Regions from separate parts of the Homo sapiens genome. Here region 1 is linked to region 2. A link is a loop called in an ENCODE intact Hi-C map of the cell type or tissue named here. Cell type or tissue: PC-9. All regions are shown on one strand. Links, peaks and the distances in the headings refer to the core of each region. The heading gives the core; the rest is flanking DNA. Region 1 holds the start of LOC124902257 (a long non-coding RNA gene). Region 2 overlaps TNC (tenascin C).

What was found. A loop is a pair of places that touch in the nucleus more often than their neighbours do. Peaks named below come from ENCODE experiments on the same cell type or tissue, not always from the same donor. Only the 100,000 strongest peaks of a DNase experiment are listed, where the experiment ranks them.
Region 1: a loop joins it to region 2, with 9 times the contacts of the local background. A loop is called at or near these places in 4 of 110 quality-filtered maps.

What each region holds. Positions count from the first base shown.
Region 1 is chr9:115,157,295-115,167,642 of GRCh38, reverse strand. All of the region lies in intron 1 of DELEC1 (deleted in esophageal cancer 1), which reads right to left. It overlaps LOC124902257 (a long non-coding RNA gene), which reads right to left and starts at 10,249. Exons shown (of 2, transcript XR_007061748.1): 1 at 9,928-10,249. In PC-9, for the core only: no CTCF peak of the experiment used is centred there; a DNase peak (open chromatin) is centred at 2,882.
Region 2 is chr9:115,020,710-115,031,057 of GRCh38, reverse strand. It overlaps TNC (tenascin C), which reads left to right. Exons shown (of 28, transcript NM_002160.4): 24 at 653-804; 25 at 1,602-1,698; 26 at 4,363-4,524; 27 at 6,922-7,085; 28 at 9,791-10,348. The coding sequence ends at 9,901. Among named protein-coding and RNA genes, the nearest start is that of TNC, 92 kb to the left of the region's middle. In PC-9, for the core only: no CTCF peak of the experiment used is centred there; a DNase peak (open chromatin) is centred at 5,827.

The sequences.
Region 1 (10,348 bases), core at 1,400-3,899, 140 kb before region 2:
GACATGAATATGAATGAGAAATACATATTTGTTGCTTTGTGCCAGTAAGAGGTTGTTATTACAGCCCACCTTGTCTCACACTTACATATACAGGGAATCTCCTCCCCAGCAACTTTCCTTCCTCTCTAGTCTCTATCCTTCAATCAATCCATCCATTCACTGTTGACACCAGTCCCTGTTAGAACTGCAATAATGAATAAGATATGCCTCGTGGGGGATCCAGTCATGTCAAGAAATAACTCAAATGGAAAGTAGTCAGTGCTATGTTAGAAGAATGTACAAAATTCCTGGAGAACCCAGAGGAGGATGATGATTCAGAACAGCTGAGGGGATCGGGAAGGGCCCCAGGCAATCTCTGCAGGAACCCTTCATTCCAGGGAGTTCCTACGAAGTGTGACTGAAACTCTAGCCATATTTTGTTTTTGTCCTTATTCCCTGGAACACAGACCCAGCAGAAAAGGCAACCAAGATGTTGGGGGAATTGCCCCACACATACAGGATATATGTCAGATTCTAAGAAATGCCATAGGGATTCCAAGGAATAAGGGAGACTTTTCATCCTGAGCTGGCACAGGAGGTCTTTGAGGAGATAGGATTTCAGCCAAGCAGTAAAAGGTAGATTGGATTATTTCAGGGGTGTGGGGTAAATCTTGGGGCAGGCCATTTTATTTATTTATTTATATTTGAGATGGAGTCTCCCTCTGTTGCCCGGGCTGGAGTGCAGTGGCATAATCTCGGCTCACGGCAACCTCCACCTCCCAGGTCCAAGTGATTCTCCTGCCTCAGCCTCCTGAGTAGCTGGAACTATAGGCGCGAGCCACCACACCGAGCTAATTTTTGTGTTTTTAGTAGAGACAGGGTTTCGCCATATTGGCCAGGCTGGTCTCGAACTCCTGACCTCAGGTGATCCACCTGCCTCAGCCTCCCAAAGTGATTGGATTACAGACATGAGCCACCACGCCTATGGTGGCAGGCCATCTTAGTAGAAGGAAGAGAATGTACAAAGAACCAAAGGCAGGAGAATAAGCTCTATTCCAGAGATGGTGTAGAGCAGGAATGCAGGAGCAGTGTGTGAGTGGAGTGGAGGAAAATGAGACCCAAAATGTGGCCTGAGAGCCAGATCCTAAATGCAAGACTAAGGGCAGTGCCCTTTAGGTGAGAAGAGCCACTGAAGTCTCTGAAAACTGAAATGGCATGATAGAAAAGACATTTCGGGGTAACAGGAAGATGACCCTGGTATGATGGAGAGTGGAACTGGAGGGCAAACTGGAGAGGGGCTACTAAAAGGGTTACTAATGGGGAGGCTGTTTAATGTTCCAGGCGAGGTAGGAGGGATCCTAACCAAGGAAGGGTCCAAAGGAGAAGAGGAAACAAAAGTAAGTGAGTCATAAAGAAGGGATCCACAATTAATGGGGTAGGGGTTCTGAAAACAGCTTGGACAGTCATGGAAGAGGACCCTGAGGAGGTGTTAGAGTAGAGCCCTGAATAATGAACAAAATTTAGATAAACAGAAGGGAGTAGGGAGGGCAACATAAGGAAGTACAGCTTTTCAAGGTGAGAAGTCTAACTTGATTAAGTAAAAGTTTTCTGTAGCGGTACTACTGAAGATAAAGGCAGCAAGTTGAAAACTACATGTGTATGTACTATGCTCTTTCTTTTAGTCCTCTTAAGAATGCTATGAGTTCTTCTCTATTAACCCATTTTACAGATGAGGAAATGGAGACTTAGAAAAGATTGTATGCAAATGACCTACATAATTTGTGTGGCCTGGTGCAAAAAGAGCCTTCTTGTTAAAAAATTATTAAGACTTTCAAGGCAGTGACAGCAGAGTAGTAAGCCAAGCCACAAGGCCCTTCTGAGCACCAGGCCCTATACAACTGCCTAAGTCACATGCACATAAAGTCAGCCCTGGTTCTATGACTTGCCCAGCTCCATACAGCAAAAAAAAAAAAAAGAGTCAGAGCTAGAAGTAAAATTGCTCTTGCAGCAGATGAGGAGAAAGTAGGGTTGATGTGAAGGCTCCTGCAGCCTGGATCTCTGCATCATATGGAGTCAAGCCTCCATTATAGCATGAGTGTGAAATAAACTTTTGTTGTTTTAAGCCACTGAAATGTTGGGAGTGTGTATTACTGAAGCATCACCTCTCTCATGCTTACTCATATACTAAAGCACAGAAAAATCTCCTACAGCTGGGGAGGTAGGTCATGAGCCTCAACAGCCAAGACCTGTGTTCTTTCCTCAATATCTATGTCTTCCAATTGCAGGTCACAACCTGTTAGAGAGTCATGAAAACAATCTACTGGGTCACAGGCACATTTTTACACAGGAAATAATTTAATAAGTAAAATATCATAGAAACTGTGTGTGTTACTTATTGCAGTGGTATTTTTTATTAAACTTTTTCCACTACATGTGTGTGTTGAGAGTCACAATAAAAAAAAAAGGTACTTCTGACTATGGGTTATTGTCAAAAATGTTAAAAGCCACTGCTCAACATCATGCTTTTGACACAGGAAAGGAAAAAAAGTCTACACACATCACCCTGACAGCTTGGATACTCATAATACCTTTTGAAAACAGCTAAATGGGAGGACACTTGGGTCCTTATTGTCAATGTAATTAATGCTTTGGATTTTACAGTTTGCCAGATAGAAAGCATTCCAGATCTTAACCAATATGAAACTCAATCTTTGTAATATGCTCCTTTAACTCCATTAATCCTCTATCTCCTCTGCTCCAACTCTTACTCTGCCATAAAAGAATCATGAAGTCATCATTTCGGATACAGGGAACAAACCCTCATTGTCTCATGACAAATTCCGGGCACAGATGTGCCCACTGGAGCAACTACAAAAAAGCAGGCAAGAAGCCACTTTGTCACCAGCACTGGGCCTGGTGCCAGGCCTCTCCCTCTCTTTGAATCCTTGATGGGCTAAGCCCCTCAGAAGTGAGTCATCAAGGATTGCCAGTATCTGCCCAGGGAGGGAGACCCATTTACTTTGAAAAACTCTGCAGGAAATACTTGTGCTTTGCTCTGCCAGAAGCTGTCAAATTTGCTTCTCTCACCACAGCAACTGTGGTTCTGAACCCCACCCCCCGAACCCAACTTATGACAAAAAGAGCATATGAAAGAACTGAAAATAGCCTTTTTTTCAGTTGCTTGGTGAAAATTCCCAGATGTGAGCTGCAATGACTGTGTGGCACTCATATTTCAGTTTTGAGTGTGGATATTTTCTCTGAATGTCTCCTGCAAATTGAATCAAGAAGAACACTATTAATTATTTTAGCCAAGGTTATATTTTTGCTCCAACCTTCTATATGTCCTGATTTTGGGGATGTGGAGGTTTGAGGGGCATTGTCCATGATTATTCTCTGTGCAGTAATTGCCTTCCCCTGAAACAAGATGGTTGCATCAAGCTTGTTGAGTTTTTAACTCTAGAATGTCTATTTTCTTTTCTTTTTTCTTTTTTTTTTTTTTTAGAGATGGAGTCTTGCTCTGCACCCAGGCTGGAATGCAGTGGTGCGATCTCGGCTCACTGCAAGCTCTGCCTCCTGGGTTCACCTGCCATTCTCCTGCCTCAGCCTCCCAAGTGGCTGGGACTACAGGCGCCCGCCACCACGCCCGGCTAATTTTGGTATTTTTAGTAGAGACGGGGTTTCACCGTGTTAGCCAGGATGATCTCGATCTCCTGACCTCGTGATCCACCCACCTCGGTCTCCCAAAGTGCTGGGATTACAGGCGTGAGCCACTGTGCCCGTCCTAGAATGTCTATTTTCTATCGTATTTCCAGATCACCCTAATCTCTGGCAAAGGTGCCTCTTCCATAACCTCCTTCTAGTTTCCAGACTTGCACTCTTGTTTTCACCCACTTTTCTTGCTATCATTTCCAATAGCCAGAGCAATAGTCTTAAATGCAAATCTGACAGCCACTTTCTCTCTTGAAATCCTTCAGTAGTTTTAATGTCTCTCTCCAGACCACATCTCACCAACATTAGCAAAGCTCTGCAGGGAAGGGGACTGGGCTCCTGCTACTCTCAGGGCTCATCCCAGACTATTCTCCTCCTTGGCCTCTGAAATTCACACTAACACACTGTCCTTAAAAGTTTCTGGAATACATCAGTCTTGTACTTGACTTGGGACCTTCACATCTGCTGTTCTTGCTGAACACTATTCTTCTTAATGCTCCAAATTTTTAAAACCTAGTTAGCTTTCAATCTCAGCTATAGTATCACTTTAACAAGAGCTATCTTCTAGCTAAACCAAATCCTTTCAAATTCTCTCCCATCATCTTACTCTTTTCCATTACTGACTGTATTAGTCTGTTCTCACAGTGCTATGAAGAAATACTGGAGACTGGGTAATTTATAAAGAAAAGAGGTTTAATTGACTCACAGTTCCACATGTCTGGGGAGGTCTCAGGAAACTTACAATTATGGTGGAAGGCACTGCTTCACAGGCCAGCAGGAAAGAAAATGAGTGCAAGCAGGGGAAATGCCAGACACTTATGAAACCATCAGATCTTGTGACACTCACTCATTATCACAAGAACAGCATAAGGGAAACTGCCCCAAGATCCAATTGCTTCCAGCTGGCCTTGCCCTTGACATGTGGGGATTATTTCAATTCAAGGTGGGATTTGGGTGGGGACGCAGAGCCAAAAGATATCACTGACCATATCATAATATATAGAAGAGTATAATTTTAACATCTTTCTCCCTCACTAGACTTGGCTTCACAGAAACAAGGACATTGTTTCTTCATTATGTATATTCATATCTTAGCATGGTGCCTGGTACATAGTAGCTAGTAAATAAGTATTTGTTGAATAAATGCTAAAGGCCTTTTAAATGACCTCTCTGAGATCTAAGTGCTTGCAAAATATTTCTTTGACTGGGGAACTGCTATTTTCCTAAGGACAAATAAATGAATCTTCTTCCCTTTTCTTCTTTGGCTTCTGGTAACCAGAGCCGCATATGTATCTCGGATATATTAATCATGTTAGATACATAGGGTTCGAATATTTGTATTTTCTCTTCCCTTGGTCTTGATCTTTTACTTTTAGTGCAGTTCCTCAGGGGGAGTTTTTGCCATCTTTTTCCATGGTAAATAACATATGATACCACTATTGAATAGCATTACAATCTTTTGTAACAAAACTCAAGATGGCAAGTCACATTTAATTCTTTGAGGAAAGAGGTGAGAGCAAATATTATCTCCAAGGTGTCTGAAGACCTCACATATTTGAGATGCGAAAAGGGAATTGGGCAGCTATCTGAAGACCTGGCTGCCTGTATTAATGCTACTGGACTTGGGCAAACCAAGTCTCAAGCCTCAGACTCTTCATTTACGAATGAGAGGAACTCTGTTGTGCTTAACACACAAGGCTGTTGACATATTGTATGATCGCTTTTAGGTTGAAAAGCAAAACACATGCACACATACCTATGCACACACACCCACTTAAGAATATATGATTATGGGCTGGGTGTGGTGGCTCATACCTGTAATCCCAGCTACTCAGTGCTAAAGCACAAGAATCGCTTGAACCCAGGAGGCAAAGGTTGCAGGGAGCCGACATCATGCCACTGCACTCCAACCTGGGTGACAGAGAGGCTGTCTCAAAAAATATATATATATATATATATAGTTATGATCTCAAGGGGGAACATCTTTGATGAGATCACATTTGATTCTCCCTTTCATGACTAGCTCATGGGCAAAAAAACGTACGTAAAATTTCCCTTTGTTTTACTCATTTTCTCCAGCCTTTCCTCTTGGGTCTTATTCATAAAGCTGCTCAATCATATCAGTCTCAGAGACCCTCACTGGGGAATATCCAAAGACTACCCAGATATTTTCTTTCTACTTCCTATGTTCTCCATCAGAAACTGCCAGTCCTATAAACAGTTTCTCCAAAGTTTCCAGACTTCTAAGTCCTCTAAGGGCTTGTAGCTGATACATTTATCTGGCAAACTAATTAAAGCTAAAAATAACCGACAATGTAGAGAGAAAGATAATTGAGCAATTAATCATAGCATGATGAGGGCTATGGTGGGGGAGGCCCAAAGAAAGGTACAAAGGTTTCCTAGAGGGCTTATGCTGAGCCTGAACACTGGAGGATGGTTATGAGCTTTGCCTTATATTTCTGCACACTAGTTCTGGAACCACACTGAAGTCTAAATTTCTGACAGCCCTGGAGAAATTGCAGGATAGTAAAGGTCTTCCAGGAGGCCACAGGAAGGTTTCTGAGTGTCTTAGTCCATTTGGGCTGCTATAACAAAAATACCATAAACTGGTGGCTTAAACAAAAAATACTTATTTCTTATAGTCTGGGGTCAGAGAAGTCTAAGATCAAAAACTCCAAGATCTAGAATTTCATGAAGGCCCTCTCTTCCTGGTTCACAGAGGATCATCTTCTCTCTGTGTCCTCACATGGCAGAAGTGAAAACAAGCTTTCTCATGACTCTTATAAGGACACTAATTCTATTCATAAGGGTTTCACCCTGATTACCTCATTTAATCCTAATTACCTTTCAAAGGCCCCACCTCCTAATACCATCACATTGGGAAGGAGGACTTCAACATGTTGATTGGAGGAAGGAAAACACAATTACTCAGTTTATAATACTGATGTAATATTGAGTCAAAGAGCTATCTGGCTGCAGAAGGAAACTTATCACATAGGAAGCATGACAAGGTGGGGTCAGTGCTCAAGGTGCATCCCAAGGCCCATGGCAGTAGGAGCAGGAGGAACTCACTGCATGGCACTATAGATAAAACTCAGGACTTGTTGAATGCATCATTCCTCTGGGATCCAGCACTTGTTACCCATCTGCCACGAGGCCAAGTGCAAAACATCTCCCCAGGGATCACCACTCTGGATAAAAGCAATCTAACCAGCAAGGTAGATGCTCATTCCTCGCTGCAAGCCTGTCAATAAGATTTTGGCATTTAGTATGTACCAGGCAGTGTGTTGCAGAGAAAGTAGCAAAGAAGAAAGATCCAGTGCCTGCTCTCAAGAAGCTCAAGGAGGCCAGGCATGGTGGTTCACATCTGTAATGCCACCACTTTGGAAGGCTGAGGTGGGTGGATCACTTGAGGTCAGGAATTTGAGACCAGCCTGGCCAACATGGTGAAACCTCATCTCTACTAAAAATACAAAAATTAGCTGGGCATGGTGGCAAATGCCTGTAATCCCAGATACTCAGGAGGCTGAGGCAGAAGAATCGCTTGAACCCGGGAGGTGGAGGTTGCAGTGAACCAAGATTGCACCATTGCACCCCAGCCTGGGCAACAGAGTCAGACTCCATCTCAAAAATAGTAAATAAATAAGCTCAAGGAATTACCCAAGGTAACAGTCAAGTAAACTGCTGCTGACAAAGCAGTGAATGGACAGAAGTGATTCAGAAGGCATCAACCTGGGAAAAAGGGAAGACCTCCTGGGGCATTTACAGAAGTCCTGTACCACCGAGGATTGGGTGACCATCCTTTTGTCCATGGTAGCTCTCATCTCCATGGCACTCGGCAAATACCAGGGGCTCTATAAATATTTGTTGACTCAGAATTAATTAGTTCCATTTGATTAGTCATTGATCTCTGATTAGCATTTGACAGGGAAAGCAAGGTGACATCTAGTCAGTATCTTTCAGTGGAAAGATCATCAATAGGTTTTGGTATCAAAAATTCTTGGTTTAAGTTCCAACTCTGCCACTCACACCCATGTGAATCTGGGCAAGTGACTTGAACCCTCCAGGTCTAATTTTTTTCACAGTCAACATTAGGATAATATCTCCTTGTGTCATTGTGAGAATTGAATATGAAAATGCACTCAGGTGATATTGAATATGGTAGGTTCTTAGTAAGTATTTGTTCCTAATAATAATGGTAGCAGAAGTGGGTTGATCCTTTAATGTGTGCCAGACAAAGGACATTATATGCATTATAACTTTTAGTCCTTACATCGGCTCCATAAAATGGACCAACTATCACTTCCATTTAGCAGGAGAGAAAACTGAGTCTCAGAGAGTTCAGGCAATGTGTACTATGCCATGCACTGGTCTGAAGTGGAGCTGCACTCTGAAGCCCTATTCTCTCCCATGTCTCTAATCATGATTTTGTTCTCCCACATATGGCCTCCATCTTTTCCCACAGAGACGTCAAGATACTGAAAAGTTTATGCAACTTACACAAGTTCACATGGTTGATCATTGACCATGATGCTGTGATGAAAAAATGCATTCTAGTAAAAGGGACTTCTTACCACGATTAGGCAACAGAGCCCAACACCTCCACTCTTTTTTATAACTGGAAATGATGTGTCATGAGAATACATGGAAAGTTTCAACAATGCCTGACACCGCTATTTCTCTGTTGCTGGTGACTTAGCTTTTCCATTAAGACCCACAAGGGAAGGAGAGCAACAAAATCCCAGCATGTCCCATCACCCAGCCCAGAATGCCCTCCCCCAAGAAGGTTCTGAGGTGTCAGGAAACACATTTAGACTCTGCAGCTGGCGTGAAAATAGTGCTGCATGGTCTGGTTCTTGTCCTCACCATATTCTGTCAAAGTACATAATTTGCAAGTCATGCCCATGGGGACATCTGGACTCTGTCATTGCCCCCAGGACCTATGCCAGTCTGGACCAGCTGTCGGAGTTAAAGAATCTCAGAATTAAAGTACAGTTTAGCTGACCAAATTGATAGAAATGAAAATGGATCATATAATATTACTGTTACCCAAACATATTGAAGCTTCCCTGTGTGACAATCCCTTGAAGAATGACTACGCATTCATTCTCTCATTTAGTAATCACAACACTCCCATAGGAAAGAAAATATGTAAGTTTTATATATAAAAACAATGAGCCAGGCCAGGCGCAGTGGCTCACGCCTATAATCCCAGCACTTTGGGCAGCTGAGGTGGGTGGATCATTTGAGGTCAGGAGTTCAAGACCAGCCTGGCCAACATGGTGAAACCCCGTCTCCACTAAAAATACAAAAATTAGCTGGGTGTGGTGGAACATGCCTGTAATCCCAGTTTACTCAGGAGGCTGAGGCAGGAAAATCGCTTCAACCAGGGAGGCAGAGGTTGCAATGAGCTGAGATCACACCACTGCACTCCAGGCTGGGCGACAGAGCAAGACTCCGTCTCAAAAAAAAAAAATTAAAAAAAAATTAGCCGAGCGTGGTGGCGCATGCCTGTAATCCCAGCTACTTGGGAGGCTGAGGCAGGAGAATCACTTGAACCTGGGAGGCAGAGGTTGCAGTGAGCCGAAGTTGTGCCACTGCACACTCCAGCCTGGATGACAGAGTGAGGCTCTGTCTCAAAAAACAAACAGACAAACAAAAAACAATGAATGATTTGTCCAACAATTCACAGGGTAATATGAAAACTTTCCTTTAGTCAGTGTTCCAGCTCCCTACTTTCTCTGCAGATATTGTCCTTTTGCTGTTATTTATAGTCCCCCTCCTTGCTCTGGTATGGTCTTATCCTGGCTGAGTGGGTGTTGAATGAAAGAAATAGGAAGATATAATTTTGGAGAATCCACCCTTTGCCAAGGACTACATCAAGTAACCAGGTACTTATAATACTTCTCTCAAGTAGTTTCTCACAAGACTAAATATCACCATCTCCTTTTTACAGATGAGGACAAGGACACTCAGCGAAGTGCACAAAGGACACTTGCAAGTGAGAGAACCTTGGACTCCATGCCATGATCTTCCTACCACCCAGGAGAGCAAGTTAATAAGAACATTAAAATGGTCAAATAGGCCGAGCATGGTGGTTCATGCCTATAATCCCAGCACTTTTGGAGGCTGAGGCCGGAGGATTGCTTGAACCCAGTAATTCGAGACCAGCCTGGAAAACAAAGACAGACCCCGTCTCTACAAAATATATAAAAATTATCCTGCCATGCTGGACTGTACCTGTAGTCCCATACTCTGGAGGCTGAGGTAGCAGGATTGCTTGAGCACATGAGGTTGAAGCTGCAGCAGGCCAAAGTTGCACCACTGCACTCTAGCCTAGGTTGACAGAGTGACAGCCCATCTAAAAAAAAAAAAGAAAAAAAAAAAAGTTAAATAGTAAGCCAAATCAAGGGCCTGGGTGATTCACCAGTTGGATGATATATCCTACAAAAATGTGGCAGCCTGTTCCCACTCAGCTTCTCTCTGTCAGAGGGTGAAACAAAAAAGGAACTAGAATATGGTAAAAAGCAAAAGTTAGAAAAGGTGTTGATCCTCTCGAAGCTCCTAGACCATAGGGAGGGCTTAACTTGTTTGAACTAAACCTTTGATTCACTGGTTGACTCATTCCATCATTCATGTTTATTGCTTGCTTTGTACCAGG
Region 2 (10,348 bases), core at 4,318-6,817:
CCCACCAAGCTGGTATGGTGAGCCCTATGCCCAAAGTTCTAGTGGGGAAGCAGACACTTTCAGAGACTAAATGACCTGTTCAAGACTATCTTGTGAGTTACAGTCAGAGTTGGGCTCAGATATTCCATGCCCAGGGAGCCTCCCCCTGCACCTGTCACAAAGTATCTTCTGCAGATAGCAAACCTGCAAGTTGTTCCATTGATAAGTAAGAGTGGCATCCATTCCTGAGGACCAGAGGAGCTGGCCTTTGGAGAGCCCTGCCTTTGAAAATTCACGGGACAGTCATTCTGCACACATCTGCTGAAGAAAGTGCTTCCCCTTTGCCAGATCTTATGCCAGATGCTAACTATGAATGTATCCTAAAGATGCTCTTATACTAGGGCTGTGAAATAAATAAGAAAACAGCTCATGATACAACCTCAGATGAATGTCCTCAGATCAGAAAAAAGAACTGCTATGATCATCAGCTCTAAGACCCATCTACTAGGCATAGTTCCAAGATTGCCCATTTCTATGAGTTTTTAATTGTTTGCATCACATTATTGCACCTGGAAATTCCCCAGGCATTCTAGTCCATAGAGTTAAGCTAAGAATTAAGCTCCAGCTCAGTCCTCCTGCACTGAGAGCATCACCATTTCTCCTTATTCCACAGTTGGACTCCTGTACCCCTTCCCCAAGGACTGCTCCCAAGCAATGCTGAATGGAGACACGACCTCTGGCCTCTACACCATTTATCTGAATGGTGATAAGGCTGAGGCGCTGGAAGTCTTCTGTGACATGACCTCTGATGGGGGTGGATGGATTGTGAGTACCACCAGGGACTGCAGAGCCCTCAGGCCTAGGGGAAGAGGGAGAGGGCAAAGCAGGGGAGGAGAAGAGGGTGATCTCCTCCTGATGCACTCTGACACCCCCATGTGTGAGGCCTTGCAAGATAGTGCCTGTCACACAGAGGCACTCAGGAATTCTCTCTTAAACAAAAGAATGGGAAACACGCTGGCTACTTTTTGAAACGGGGAGATAAGTTTCTTGTAGTTTATCTCATCCAATCCTCATCAAACAACTCTGTGATGTATAAATGACAGTTGATCATTGAACCCATTGCTTACATTAATTAGCACTGACTAAGCATTTATTATCTACCAGGCACTGTGCTAAGAGTTTAAGATGAATTATTCCGACCCCATTACCATAGGAGCTGGGTAGTGTATTTTTGAATTAATAAACTCTATTTTTTTAGAACAGTTTTAGGTTCATGGCACAATTAAGTGAACAGAAGTTTTCATATACACCCCACACCCACCCACACAACCTCCCCATTATCAATATCCTGCACCAGAATGGTGCATTTGTTACAATCAATGAACCTACATTGACACATCATTATCACCCAAAACTGGGTGGTATTTTTAATCCCTGTTTTTCAGGTGAGAACACCAAGACTTAAGGAGGGGCAGGTGACCACCCAAAGTTACATAGCAAATTAGGGATGGACAGAATGGAGCCTGATGCTCTCTCCACAGTGCCACACTCCTTCCTCTCACAACGATGCCCTCTTTCCTGCAATAGCTTAAGTACACCCAGATTCATCGATATGTTTATAGGTGTTCCTGAGACGCAAAAACGGACGCGAGAACTTCTACCAAAACTGGAAGGCATATGCTGCTGGATTTGGGGACCGCAGAGAAGAATTCTGGCTTGGTAATGCAGCCCTGCATGTTTATATCTAAAATGCCTGATTCTGCCCTCCTTGTCACTTTTCCTAACCCACAGGGACCTATGGGAGAGAAAGAGATGAGGAAGAAGAACTACTTCTGGTGGCAGACACAGAATGTCAAATTCTTAATGAAAAAGACTATCATTTAAATGCTCTGAATCATCAAAATGTAAACCAAAAAGTATCTGAGACAGATCTCAATCAATTTAGAGGTTTACTTAGCCAACGTTAAGGACACGCCCAGAAAAAAAGAACACAAAGCCACAGGAACAGCCTGTGGTCCATGCCTTTTTTTTTTTTTTTTTTTTCCAGAGATAATATTAAGAGTTTTAGTGTTTAAAGGGGGAAAGCCACAGGAACAACCTGTGGTCCATGACTTTCTTTTTTTTTTTTTTTTTTTTTTTTTTTTTTTTTTTTTTCAGAGATAATGTTGAGAGCTTTAGTATTTAAAGGGGAAAAGTGGGCTGGAGGGATATGGTCACATTACTGAATCCACATGTTGCAAGATAAAAAAAAGAAAAAAGCAGAATGACAAAAAAGAGAATGGTCAATTTTGTATTCATCTCACACTCAGTAAATCGGCACTTTACATAAGATAAAGTGAAGATAGAATAACTATCTGTGGAGATATCTGGCCTTTTATCTGTAGCATCTGCTTAGGGACAAAAGGAGAGGCAGTTTCTCCCATGACTCGGCTTTCAGTTTATTTTTTTTCCTATTGGCAGAGTTAAATTGGGGTCCCAAGATTTTATTTTCCTTTCACAAAAAGTAAAATCTGATTAAGGAAGAACCAAAACTCAGCCCTTATGTGTTAACCTAGCCTTAAGTCATTCTCTGGACCAGTCATAGAATCCTCCTCACTGATATCATTGATATCTTCCCTCCTGTGCCCCAGGTTGTGCTCCAGGTGCTAAGATGGGTTTCTTAGAGCCATAATATTTAACCCCCATAGCACCCCTACAAAGTACTCAATTGCCACCGGGTGGGCAAGGTGTCAGGTGTCAGAAGTGGTTGACTAGTGGGTTGGTAAGACGAATTTACTAACAACAGTATAGGTTTGAAAAAGGAACGTTTATTAGAAAGAAAGAATGCTGCAAAAGGACTTACAGCCCCTGCAGTGGATTTTTCCTTAGGGGTATTTATGGACCTTAAGGCAGGAGCTTAAGGATAATTTGGACCCTATTAGCCATGTAGAACATGATACATGATTACATTTGTAGACATTTTGGTGCCTTAATGTCAGCAAGGGTTGCAAAATGAGTTTTGATATGCATGTATTCCAGAGATGTATAGAAGTTCCAGTTACCTATAAATTTTTGGGAAATAAACCTGGAACCAGATGCTTGCTTGAGATATACGGAAGCCTAATTACCTTTAAATCCCTCAGTTAAGGGGTTTTTGTCTCCGAGTCCTACTTGATGGTCACCAGGTGATTTTTGCTCTCCTCACCACCTCGCATGGATAAAATCACAGCCTCAAAAAGACTGAGTGGTTTGCCCATAGGAGTCTAACCAATGAACAGTTGAGCTGAAATTTGGAATCTCCTAAGTCAACACTACAATCCTATCACCCATCCATTCATCCATGCAATCCACACTTTCCAACCACCTAACTGCAGAGAACATTGTTCTATGCACCACTGCCTACCCCAGAAAATGTTTATCATATTATAATAAACATTTATCTATATTATTCATTGCCCTTCATTTGTAAGGCACTTTACAAAATTTTATTTGTTTGTTTGTTTGTTTGTTTAGACAGAGTTTCACTCTGTCGCCGAGGCTGGAATGCAGTGGTGTGATCTCAGCTCACTGCAACCTCTGCCTCCTGGGTTCAAGCAATTCGCCTGCCTCAGCCCCCCAGGTAGCTGAGATTACAGGCACCCTCCACCATGCCCTCCTAATTTTTGTATATTCAGTAGAGACAGGGTTTCACCATGTTGGCCAGGCTGGTCTCGAACTCCTGACCTCAGATGATCCGCCCACCTTGGCCTCCCAAAGTGTGGGGATTATGGGCGTGAGCCACCGTGCCTGGCCTGTAAGGCACTTTAGAGTTTAAAAAGTACTTTCACCACCTTATCTCCTTGGATCTTCACTAATGCACTGGGAGGTTGGAAGTGGGGCAAAAATGTCAACCCGATTTTACCTGAGCCTAGTATTACTCCAGCAAGCACAAGACTGAGCTTCAAGCACAGGCCTGTGTGATATGGCCCTTTTTTTTTTTTTTTTGCTTTCTGAGATGGAGTCTTGCTCTGTCACCCAGGCTGGAATGCAGTGGCACAATCTCAGCTCTCTGCAACTTCTGCCTCTCGGGTTCAAGCGATTCTCCTGCCTCAGCCTCCCAAGTAGCTGGGACTACAGGCACCCACCACCACACCCAGCTAATTTTTGTATTTTTAGTAGAGACAGGGTTTCGCCATGTTGGCCAGGCTGATAACGAACTCCTGACCTCAAGTGATTCCCACCACCCCCACCCCCACCCCCTCCCACCCCATCTCTGCCTCCCAAAGTGCTGAGATTACAGGCATGAGCCACTGGGCCCAGTTGGCCCTGTCTTAAGTGTACCCAGTTGCCGCTTTTACAGAGTGAAATAGAAATGAGGGCCTCAGTCACCTGTGCTTCTTAGCAACCCTTGCCTGTCATCCACAGGGCTGGACAACCTGAACAAAATCACAGCCCAGGGGCAGTACGAGCTCCGGGTGGACCTGCGGGACCATGGGGAGACAGCCTTTGCTGTCTATGACAAGTTCAGCGTGGGAGATGCCAAGACTCGCTACAAGCTGAAGGTGGAGGGGTACAGTGGGACAGCAGGTACAGTAGTGGCTGCACGTAGAGCCTACAAAGCCATGGAGACCTTCTTGACATTTACAGTTTATTTCTCTAACTTTCATTCCTTCCTCATTAATCCAGCAATTTATTAAATCAACAAATATTTAAGTACCTACTGAGTGCCAATCCAGAAAAACTACAATTCAAAAGTGTTGGGTAGATATTTGGGTCCTGAAACATTGAGTATGTTGGGAATCAGGGCAATCAGGATTGATTTCTAATGACCATCTTTCAAAAAAAGTGTGTCTTTCTTACCCAGTTTTAGATATCAGTTGTAGACTGATTAAAAAAAAAATTCCCCAAAGGCCTTAATATTCATCCAATCCAGCACTTCTCAATTTACTCTGGGTGTATGGACCCACTGGCGATCTTGTGAATCTCCAGATGCTGACACAGGTTGTCTGGGATGGGGCTGAGATTCTGCATCTTCTCCAAGTTCCCTGGTGATGCCAATATAGCTGGTGTTGCTGGTCTGTGGACCACAGCTTGAGTAGCAAACCATCCACTCCATCACCTAGCTGCTTGAATCTCTTCCAAGACATCCCTGCCATGTGGTCATCTAGTCTCAGCCTGCATCCTCATAAATAGAAGGTCTCACCTCTCAAGTGGCCCCTGCATTCCTTGTCTGGCTCATAACCTTCATTCCAGTCTTGAAGATTTCTTGGACTTGAAGTGGTTTTGTGTGGTTTCCTGGCTCCACATAAGAGGAGAAATAAATAAGGAAACAACATGTATTAAGGCCCTACTAGGTACCATCCTCTTTTGTAGATATTCCACCTGCATTCATCTTATTTATTCCTCATAAAACCATTTTATGAAGACGTTGTTTTTATACAGAGGAGGAAAGAAGTTCAGAAGAGCTCAGTGATTTGTCCAAGGTAAAACAGCTTGTAGAAGGTGGATGCAATCCTGGCTGCAGAAAACTGCATCCGACAATGTTCTCAGTGACAAAGAAGGGTCAGGACTGAGAGTGTGGACCACCCCCATGCAACCCATGCCCACTTTGGGTGGCTTTCTGTTATGTTTGTGAGAGCAGAAGAGATAGAAGCTTGGCACGTTTCCAGCCTCCCTGAGCCCTGAAAGAAAACATCCATAAGGTGAAAAGTCTCCAGATAAAAGGTTGCCAAAGCCAGGCTGAGCCTAAGGAGGCACAAAGCTCTTTTGAGATGGCAGTTTAGTGATAATAAAGAGAGACACCCAGGGGCAAACATTGCTTTAGTTCTTGAATCCCTCAAAGAATGTTGGCATTTTATTACCTGGAAATGAATACCTCTTTGGTTGAGATGGCTTCAGGCAAGAAGAAGAATGTTACAGGGCAAGCAAATTCATTAAGCAGCAGGAATGTGGCCTCTGTTCCTCTCTCTTTGTGCTTCCATTGAGGAATGAGCCATAATATTTCCCTTTACTGAGATAACGTTTGTAAGGCTGCATTTTCTTGTGTGATTTGGCTGCACCCAGGCCTTCTGCAGGAGAGCATCCTGTTTCATTAATATCTACGTGCCGTCCTCATGCTCTGGGTAGCATCATCAGTTAAAAAGGTATCTGGGTTCCTTTGACAACTTGCTCCAAATTATGACGGTAGAATGCCTCAGAGTCTTGAAATGTTTGTGCACAGCACTTGTCTGGATTGGGAGTGAGGAGACCCACAAAGCAATGGTACTGAAATGCTTCAAAAATTCAATATATTAAATTACAAATTAGATTTCCAAATAGTAGTACATGTTAATGGGCTTCTTGTCTAAGAATCACGGAACATGGTCTGATGAATACTTTAAAAAGTAACTATGTGATACAGAGACTATTTAGGGACATCTAATGTCTGAAGGGCTTAATTATGACTAATAAATATTTGTATGTGGGAGAAAAGCATGCCATTATTAAATGCATACTTCTCACCTTACTCTCTGAGGTCTTTATAGAAAGGGAATGCAGAAAAGTCATAAAAATAACAATCATAGTAAGTATTTGTATGCCATGCCACCTGTTTAGCATACACCTTTATTGTCACAATGGCACTACTCAGTATATAGAATCAAAGTGCTGGTTCCATTGTATAGATGAGAAAACTGAGGTTCAACAAGATGCTTGACTTGTGCAAGGTCACAGCTAAAAAGTGAAAAGATGGGATTCGAAGCTAGACTCTCCAAAGCCAGCCACAGCCCTCTTCCCACCACATTATGCTGCTTCTGTCGGAAATAAGTACTGGGGTGACACTCATGTCCCATTCAGTTCCGCATTCAATGCTGACTCTGGGATCAATGTTCAAGGCCAGTCCCACACCCAGAACCTTTCAATTGTCACCTCTGGTTCTGCCCTTTACTGTCCAGGAGGGAAATTTCAGCTGAGATTTCTCAGGTCCATATTTTCTGTCTCTCCCAGGTGACTCCATGGCCTACCACAATGGCAGATCCTTCTCCACCTTTGACAAGGACACAGATTCAGCCATCACCAACTGTGCTCTGTCCTACAAAGGGGCTTTCTGGTACAGGAACTGTCACCGTGTCAACCTGATGGGGAGATATGGGGACAATAACCACAGTCAGGTGAGTGGACCGTGAGGGCCCAGAGCAGGCCAAGCTTGGGAAGCTGGAGGGGGCTAATGGAAGTACAATTTAACTCCCTATCCTAGCAGAGACTAGGAGGCAGGAACCTTACTTGTATGACAACATGTTTTTCCCAAGGCAGTGAGCAATCTCAAGGACACTGCAGGCCAGGTAAAATAGAAACAGCACAGGTTAACCCTTGACAGTCCCAAGGACAAACACTGGTCAAATGGATTCCAAAAACAGAACGCTTTACTCAGACAAAATCTCTGTCTGAACCCCAAAAGTAAAGCAGATAAAAGTGGAGGCCATTTAGGTGAAGCAGGGTTGATGACACAGAACCCCTGGCCTGGGGCATCTTTGGAATCCCAAGAACACCTTAAAATGAAGTCCACAGACTTTAAATCTCCTCCTTTTGTGAAGAAACCAAGGCCCAGAAAAAGCTGACTTTCCTGAGGTCACAGAGTGAAGTTGGCAGCAGAGCCAGCTCTCCCCACTTCCAGCCCCTGGCATTTTCCCTGCACCACACACACCTCTAGCACTTCTACAATCACAGAAACAGATTTTTTTCGATCCCTTTTAGAAATAGGCGAACGGATCAAATTCAGTAATCTCCCTTACTCTGAGCCTTGCCTACACTGGCACATTCCTGAAAAGTGTAAAGCTGTGTGGGACTAGCCACTTAATCATAACCAAACCCCTGCCCAGGTCCCTCCACAGAAGTTAGTCACCATCCCTGGGAGGAGGGCTGGATCTTCCCTTGGGGCCACACCACGCTGATCCCTGGACCACAAGGATGCTTATGAGGTCTGCTCACTGGAATCCCAAGGACTTTATAAAAATGCAAAGGGCCAAATTCCACTTTATGATAACCCCAGGGATTCTGATTCAATGATCTCAGGCAAGACACAGCATCTCATTTTTTTTTTTTTTTTGCATATTTGCATTTTTGTTGTTGTGGGGTCAGGGGGGAGGCAGTTGATAGACTCCACAAGCGATTCCTGACATGCAGCAGGTGTTGGGACCTGTTGCTTTTCAATATTAGTCACTTTGATACACATGTTTATGCCCTAATTAACTGCTAGCAAATGACACCTGCGACCTTAAGTGTAGACCTTACCTTACATAATTTCTGGCACTTTTCAAAGCACTGTTACCTTCTGTATCTCAAGGGTTTATCATTTTTACCCTGTGCAGGAATTAGGATGTGGTTTTTCATGCCTGTTTTACAGAGGAGGCAAGAGTCACAGGACATTTCTTGACAGCAGTCCTGTGTTGTTTCCATCTTATTGTGTTATTTCATCAATATTTCCATTCTGAGCATTATTTTATCATCTTTATTGCCTTGTCTCAAAAATACTCGTATAATACAAAGTTCTTCTGGGAAAAGAAAAAAAAAACCAACAAGCTACATGTTAGAAAGCAAGCCTCTCTTTCATCCTTCCATTCAATTATGGAAGAAGAAAGAGATGACATGGAAAGGAGCCACAGGAGGGGAGCCCCAGCTCCAGCTCTGCTCCTCCTGCTGTGTGGCCTCTGCAAAGTCACTCTCCCTCTCTGGCTTTAGTGCCCACCACAGTACAAGAAGGCGTGGCTTCCAACCCTGAACTATCAGAGGAAAGAACCAGGGCAAAGGCAGGCAGCATGTGCACCAAGCTGTTGGACTACCATACTCACTGTAACTGAGTAATTACAAGCGGATTTGCCCATGAAATGAATGAGCCATTCTTAAACCTCACATCCCTGTAAGACTCAGAAACTGCCCATGTCAGTGAATGCCAAACAATTAGAAGCAAATAAAGTGTCTCTATTTTTTTCCCATCTCACTAGCCATTAACTTCCCCACAGTGGGGCAAGGGGCCATGTGGGGTTTCATGGATTGACTCTACCATCTGCAGACTTCGCTGAAGAGTCAAAGTTGAAACCTGGAAGCCAAGACACAGATACAGTTTTTTCTTGTAGAAAGCTTTGGCCAAAATTTCAAGGATATTTCCCCCTACTTGAGACTAGGGAAGTAATATTTACCAAGCACCTACGACGTGCCCAGCTCTGTGATAGCTCCTTTACAAACTCATTTAATCTTCATCTCATCTTTCAAGGCTAACATTATCAGATCTTAAGAAAGAAAAAAAAATAGTAAAACCGAGGCTCAGAAGATATTGAGAACTTAAGACTATTTATCTCTCAAGTAAGAACACTGATATTTAACCCTATATGTCAAATTGTAAAACTGTGTTTTGTTGAGCTGTTCGTTCTGCTATTCCATACCAAACCCCTATCAAAATACTCCATAGGAATCTCGTGAATTACAGACACACACACACACACCATGTATGTAGCTATTCAATTCTAGAACTTCTAATAATGACCTGAACTCCTTCAGAACCTATTCCTAAGGACGGCAGATTTCATCAGCCACCATTTTGCCTCAAGAGGAAAGACCAAAGCTCCATGCAAACTCAGGCGACTCTTGACTCAGGTGAAAAACTGGGTCAGATTCAGCCAGTTCCTTTGAAAGTTTCCACAACCCAGACCAACAGAGAGATAGGCAAGAGGCAGCTGTGATATACCAAATGGTCAAATTGAAACAGAACTCATTTAGTTTGAATGACTAAATAGCAATGATCAGTGAACACCTCGCCTAACAGTAACCAACCTGGAGGCCTTCTCTCTCTCTCTCTCTCTCTCTTTTTTTTTTTTAACAGGGCGTTAACTGGTTCCACTGGAAGGGCCACGAACACTCAATCCAGTTTGCTGAGATGAAGCTGAGACCAAGCAACTTCAGAAATCTTGAAGGCAGGCGCAAACGGGCATAAATTCCAGGGACCACTGGGTGAGAGAGGAATAAGGCCCAGAGCGAGGAAAGGATTTTACCAAAGCATCAATACAACCAGCCCAACCATCGGTCCACACCTGGGCATTTGGTGAGAGTCAAAGCTGACCATGGATCCCTGGGGCCAACGGCAACAGCATGGGCCTCACCTCCTCTGTGATTTCTTTCTTTGCACCAAAGACATCAGTCTCCAACATGTTTCTGTTTTGTTGTTTGATTCAGCAAAAATCTCCCAGTGACAACATCGCAATAGTTTTTTACTTCTCTTAGGTGGCTCTGGGAATGGGAGAGGGGTAGGATGTACAGGGGTAGTTTGTTTTAGAACCAGCCGTATTTTACATGAAGCTGTATAATTAATTGTCATTATTTTTGTTAGCAAAGATTAAATGTGTCATTGGAAGCCATCCCTTTTTTTACATTTCATACAACA